Regions from separate parts of the Mus musculus genome. Here region 2 is linked to region 1. Evidence: chromatin contacts called from ENCODE POLR2A ChIA-PET data. All regions are on one chromosome and are shown on one strand. Each heading gives the region's core, a stretch centred on a gene start or an enhancer-like site at or near the end of the contact. The rest is flanking DNA. Distances are from core to core; before and after follow the strand shown. Region 1 holds the start of Tia1 (cytotoxic granule-associated RNA binding protein 1). Region 2 overlaps C87436 (expressed sequence C87436).

Region 1 (3,220 bases), core at 303-2,802:
CTAAAAGCCATTTTAAATAGATTTCCACCCACCCCCAGAGTGTTCAAAATACTTTAAACACTTAAATATTTGCCATACTCTTCTTTAAAATTATTGTTTGTTTCTTTGTTTGTTTGTTTGAAGAGAGGCGCTTGCTTCTAAATAGCATTGGTTGGCTTTGAACTCCTGAACTTCCTACCTACTTCTGCGTTCTGAAGTGTGGACAATATTTGTTTTCTGTCTATAATATAGACTCTATATAATCTGAAAATATGACGTACTCTAGAGATAATTATAGAAGTAGAACTCCCAAATGTGGGGTGGTGGTGGCTCATGCTTTTAATCCCAGCATTAGGGAGGCAGAGGCAAGAGGATCTTTTGAGTTTGAAGCTAGTTTAGTCTACAGAGCTAATTCCAGGACAGCCAGTTCTGCACAGAGACCCCCTGTCTTGAAAAACAGAAAAGTTGAAAGAAAAGAAGGAAGGAAAGGAGGGAGGAAGAAGGAAAGAGAGAGGGAATCCCAAATATGGCAGAGTACGCAATTGGTTCTCAACCTGTGGGTCGCGACCCCTTTACCACCCCTCTATCGCTGAAAGTATTTACATTACAATTCATATCAGTAACAAAATTACAGTTATGAAGTAGCAACAAAAGTACTGTTATGGTTGGGGTCACTACAATGCCAGGAACTGTATTAAAAGGTCGCAACATTAGGAATCTTGAGGACCACTGATGTAAAAGAACGACATTGGATACAAAAACTTTCACGTCTTTAATAAATGCTTTACATAATATGTATAGTGTAATAAGAAAGGATAAAAAAAAGTACCGGAACCACATTCCAGAGCCATAACTCTGAACCCTAAGCAAGGGCTGACTGTTGAGATTCTTCTCACCAATTTGCAACAGTAACTCTGTTATTACCAGCTTTTCGATTACATTGGGTATACAAAAGAAATCCAGACATAAATATGATTCCTGCTCGCAAAGTATTGCTTATTGTCAAGTAGACCTTATTTTCTTACCACAACTCTTACTTCTAAATAATAAGCAAAAATGAAAGTCGAGATTTTTCTCAAACAGCCACTCAACAGCATTGGTATGAGAAAGAATGAATCGTTTCATAAAGCAACGGAAAAAGTGCAAGTATCAATTCGTTCTAATTTTCATTTACATAAATCAAGAATCCAATAGGCAGAGATACTAACGTATCTCCTATGAGTTTTCGGACGCCCAAATCCTCAACAGCGCCGCTGGTGTAGTGGTATCATGCAAGATTCCCATTCTTGCGACCCGGGTTCGATTCCCGGGCGGCGCATGTCTTTTCTCTCTTTAAATAGTGTGCAAAAAGAAAATTTTCCTGCTAGAAAAACACCTGCTATTTTATTTCTTTAACCTCCCCAAGGATTTTTAATTTCACTATATAATTCACAAATGAAACACTCCGCTCTGAAACTACAGAAATCCTAAACTACTGGCATTGCGTCTGCGCACTCTGAGCCATCCCTTGCCTGGTGGCAGCGCGGCTGCGCACCAAGTGAACCCCGTCCTTGAAGCCTAAACCCGGCTGCCAGGAGGGTGAGCATGCTAGCTGGCTGTGCGCATGCGCGGCACGGGTCACTCGGCTGCCGGCTCCTAGGCGTCCGGCTCGCCGCCATCTTGGATCGGGGTTTCATTGTTCGCGGTAGGCCGGGCCTTTTTTTGTGTAATCGCTGCCAAAGAAGAAAGCGAAGTAGCCTCCGGTCAAGCGAGGAGGCCGGCTCTTCCGCAGCCATAGCCCGCCTCAAGGATTTGGGAGGTAGCGAAGGGCAGGGAGCTGGACCCTGAGGTGCCGCCGCGACCGCAGCAGCCATGGAGGACGAGATGCCCAAGACTCTGTGAGTCTGGAGCAGCGTTGAGGGAGGCGGGATGGTGGTCGCCCCGTAGGGAGGCCGCGGCCCTGCGCCTCTCTGCAGCCTATTGTTCTCCGTGGACGCCGCGCTGTGGTGGTTCCTCCCTCCCGTGCGCACGCCAGGATGCTTAGAGCCGAGCCGGGCCGAGAGGACGATGGCGGGAGAGGGGCTCGGCCCCTGTCACCCCTCGGCTGGCTGCACCCGCGGCCCCCAGACCTGGAGGAAGGACTTTTCATTCAAAGCTCTCCTCAGGACTCGGCACGTCCTCCTGGAGTCCCATGCTTGCGTCCTTTTTTTCCCCGCCCCCTCTTTTCGATGAATCTTTTCCAGATTTCCATCTGGAACGTCCTTTCTCTTTTCTTTTGGTAGGATTTTTTTCATTTTTAATTCTTGAAGGCTGAGGTTAAAAACTTTATACTTGCAGTTGAGAACTGGAAAGAAAAAAAAAAAAAAAGCCAGACATCTTTCTCGAAGGTCTTCGGCTTTCCCTCTGTAGTACTCCCCTGACCCTCGACCAAAAAACCTAACTGGACACCCAAGGATGTTGAAACCGTTCTTAAAAAATGGAAATCTCACTCGGAGGGATGCATCTACCGAGGGAAAGTGGGTTTCATTAAAACATATTTACCACCATTTGCGACTAGTGGTTGACATTTTTATTAATGGAGTAACTGTGGTCAGTCAGGTGTAAGCATCTTTAGTGAATATTTTGTAACTCGAGTCTAGGATATTGTCTTTGTCATGTAACTTCCCCTTGCATTCTTTGTTTTTCAACGCACGGGTTGAGGCGGTTGTGCCTTTGTTGGGTTTCACAGGGCAAAAAAGAAAAGCTCAAGAAATTGTGGGTTTTGGTTGTTGTTTTTTTCTCCCGGTATATTTGAAGATTGCAACTTGATGTATCGTGCATATAGTTCATATAAATGAAGTAGGATGAACATGTATCATGTTACGGGCCTTAACTCTGCACCTAGTTCCTGCCATAGCTTTTTATTTCTAGAATCCTGGTACTTTTAGAGCTATGTACATTTAGGGTTCTTTTTGACATTTTCTAGTTATTAAAATTGTTCTGAAGTACAGATACGTTATTCTTTTTCCCCTCGCCCATTTTCAATTTCTTTTTTCTTTTGTTTGTTTTGTTTTATTGAGACAGGGTGTATCTCTGGCTGTCCCAGACTCACTATTACAGACCAGGTTGGCCTAAAATTCAGAGATTTGTCTGCCTCTGCCTTCTGAACACTGTGATTAAAGTCTGTGCCATACACTTTGCCCCAATTTAAATTTCAAGTTGCTATTTTTAATGTATTATGTGAAATATACTTACTTTTTTTTTTTTTTTTTTTTTGGAAACA
Region 2 (3,220 bases), core at 281-2,780, 67 kb after region 1:
CACACTTGGCTAAGATGCAGTTACTCAGCCCATCCATGTGTGTTCTGTAGAAGAAACTCTTGTAAATAGCCTTGTGTGTACAGTCTTCATACAAGTCGGGCACTTATTTCTGACCAGAGTTTTAGAAGAAACAACAAAAATCCAGCTCACTGGCTTCTCATGGATTCACCTGCAGCTTGTTTTTCTGTAATTCTCCAAAAGTCACAGCACTGGATCTTAGCCAACAGTGTTGGAAAGTTAACGATGCCCTGGGCCGAGCAGGGTCCTCTCTCTCTGCCCAAGAGCTCCAATCACTCTTTATTCTGATAACAAAATAAAGTACAGTGTCACTAGTTTTTCCAAATGGTGCCATTGATGTCATGATTTTACAATTAGAACCTGTGGGAGAATTTATCTTGTCAACAGGAAAGTAGGCAGTGCCAGGGGATCAGCAACACATATTCACCACCACCTCCACCCACCCACCCCACACAACAAGGTTTCTCTGTGTAGCCCTGGCTGTCCTGGAACTCAGTAGACCAGGCTGGCCTAGAACTCAAGAAATTCATCTGCCTCTACCTCCCAAGTTCTGGGATTAAAGGCATTTTTAAATTTATTGTTATTATTTTATCATTATTATTATTCAAAATTAAGAGCAGCTGAGCACTCGGGAGGCAGAGGCAGACAGATCTCTGAGTTTGAGGCCAGCCTGATCTATACAGTGAGTTCTAGGACAGCAAGAACTACAAAGTGAGAACCTGTTTTTTTTTTTTGTTTTTTAAAAGCAGCTGATAAAATTCAAAAGTTCTAGGTTCACTCATCCTAGAACTAAGATGGTGGAGGAAGTGAAGATTTGCCTTCTAGGAGAGGAGGAAGCATTTTCTACACACCTGCCATGACTTCCCTTTACACTATCATGCCAGTCAGTTTTCCCACTGAGTCTTCATTTTTCCCTGGGTTCTAGGAATTACTCTTCCTGAAGTCTCACTGGGGCTACAGATTGAGTTCTACACAGTACTAAAATTATGTTTAGTTTACTTCTACGTATATATTCTTTCAACTTGAAATACATTGGTTTGATATGCAGGGGTTTTTTTTCTCTCTCTCTCATGCTTTGCCAACATGTATATATGAACACATGGGTGCCTGGTGCCTTGGGAAATCAGGAAAGGTTGTTGGAGCGCCTGCAACTGAAGTTAGGGAGGATTGTGAACCATCATGTAGGTGCTGGGAACCTAGGTCCCCTGGAAGAGCAGCCAATACTCCTAACTGCTGTACCATCTATCTCTCCAGCCCCTTGATAGGAATGTCTTATAACTGATAACTCTGTTTTAATTGTAAATGACGAAACACCCAGCTCCAACCTGCTTGGAGGGGGGGGGGGGTGCCTTGTGTTTACAGTAAAGGCTGGACAAGCACCTTGTGGAAATGGGGTGTGGCCAGGCCATACAAGCCCTTGGGACAGTTCTAGCCAACTGTCCATTCAGTTGGGGCTTAACTTGGGGCAGGCCTGTGACTTTGATATTACCATTTTCACGGTAGGGCTTGATGCACAGTAATCTGTCAAACCAGTACTTATAGGACTCACTCTGGGATCTTGTTGAAATGTATATTCTAGCTGGTCACTATGGTGCACACCTTCAAGGGCAACCTTGTCTACATAGAACCAGGTCAGCCAAGGTGAGACCCCGTGTCAACAAAAGTGTCTATCTGAATTGTAAGCTTTAAGGCAAGGTCCAAGACCTGCATTTCTAGGAAGCACCCTGACACTGTACGAAGTGCTATGTGAAAAACTGCCTTTCAAATAACAAGGTTGGTTCCCAAAAGGATTTGTGACTTCCTTCCTGCCTTCCCTTCTACGGCTTGGTGTGGGTCCAGCAGCTATGGCTGAGGCCTGGACTGCGCTCCTGAATGACTCGGGATACTCGGGATACTCTGGACTAGTTCGTAAACTCCACGTCTGCATAATGACACAGAGCATCACATGCGATCTGCTGATGTGGCTGAAGATGGTGCTTTCTGGCCCATCCTGAGACACAATTTCGGTTAATGACAAGGGCAGAGAATGAGTATGATCCTCAAACTTCCCATGACCCGCAGCGCGACCAAGCAGCCAGGCAGTTTCAGGAGACCAAGTAGAGCAAGTAAAGAAGCCACGTTTCTGCCCACACCGGTAGAGGGGAGAAGCCGGAACAGCACGCGGTCACGTGGCCCCGCGAGGTGACGTCACCACGCTGCCGCCGCACGTCGCTTCCAGCCACACCGCCACTGTTCTTCCGCCAGGCGGCGCCGCAGGTTGGTCACGCGCTTTGTGCACAGCCGCGCTGGCGCTCCGGACACGTCACCACCTTCGCGTCCTTTCTGGAGAGCGCGGGAAGGAGGGCGCTGCGGGTGGTGACGTCACCGGGGTTCCCTGCGAGCTCGCGTGGGCGGGGCTGGGGACGTGGCGACCGCCGAGTGTCGAGCTGGAGGGGAGGAGACAAGGGAGACGAGGGGGATGGGTAGGGGAGAAGGGCCGAAGGGAGTAGGAAGGGGTGGAAGATGTAAAAGAGGTGGGGGGTAGAGGAAAGTGGCTGAAGATGGGAAGGGGGTGCGGAGAGGGGGTAGGGGAGAGCCGGGAAGGAAGGAAGTGTGGAGACGAGGGGAAGGCCGGAAGAGTTGGGGGAGGGGATTGTTTAAGGGGAGAGGCGAGAAGGAGGGGTGGGAGAGAAAGGAGGAGATAGTAGGAGGGACTTAGAAAGCCTGCCCTCCTTTCCCCTCCAACGCACCTTACACTAGCACAGCTCTTGAGGCCTCCAAGGTGTCTGTGGCTCCTTCCCGCAGTAGACCTTCCTCCAGGGCAGCCACGTTCTGCCTCCTTTAACCACCATCAATCACCTCAGGAACAAAAGGAATGGTACCTCAAAAGACTTGGTAGTCCCTAACCTTAACCAAACCCGGGAAGGTTTTGTGTTCTGTTCCCTGACTGTTAATAGAAGATTTTCCTCTTTACCGCCCCAGTAAGCCTCGAGCCCTCTGGGTGGCAAAGGGGTTAGAAATGGGACCTGCTTCAGAACTCAAGGTGGGTACCAGAGTTTACCCGAACACCAGTCTAATTCTTTGTCACTGGCGGCACAGCACTGACGAGTGACCTTGAGGTACCCTTTTGCCCCACAGTCCCTGACTTCCAGAAAGAATGGAATAAGAAGCTGAGGTCTGGGAACCATCATCTGAGCTGAGAAAAATGGATTCCCTGTCCCCT

The links. ChIA-PET counts read pairs that join two places held with the same protein, here RNA polymerase II (POLR2A).
Region 2: POLR2A ChIA-PET joins it to region 1 with 16 read pairs in embryonic stem cell. The contact joins the enhancer-like site here to the promoter of Tia1 in region 1. POLR2A ChIA-PET finds 5 or more read pairs at or near these places in 4 of 5 experiments (Patski and embryonic stem cell).

Annotation. Positions count from the first base shown.
Region 1 is chr6:86,402,667-86,405,886 of GRCm38, forward strand. It overlaps Tia1 (cytotoxic granule-associated RNA binding protein 1), which reads left to right and starts at 1,553. Exons shown (of 13, transcript NM_011585.4): 1 at 1,553-1,856. The coding sequence starts at 1,831. n-TGccc4 (a tRNA gene) reads left to right here and starts at 1,227; the gene lies at 1,227-1,297.
Region 2 is chr6:86,470,046-86,473,265 of GRCm38, forward strand. It overlaps C87436 (expressed sequence C87436), which reads left to right. Exons shown (of 10, transcript NM_001364557.1): 10 at 1-343. A430078I02Rik (RIKEN cDNA A430078I02 gene) reads right to left here. Exons shown (of 3, transcript NR_131126.1): 2 at 2,748-2,856; 3 at 232-2,444. Among named protein-coding and RNA genes, the nearest start is that of A430078I02Rik, 9.2 kb to the right of the region's middle. Within about 2 kb of position 1,531, at least 1 of the 3 ENCODE cell types and tissues checked has a DNase peak (open chromatin) inside an H3K27ac peak, as active enhancers do.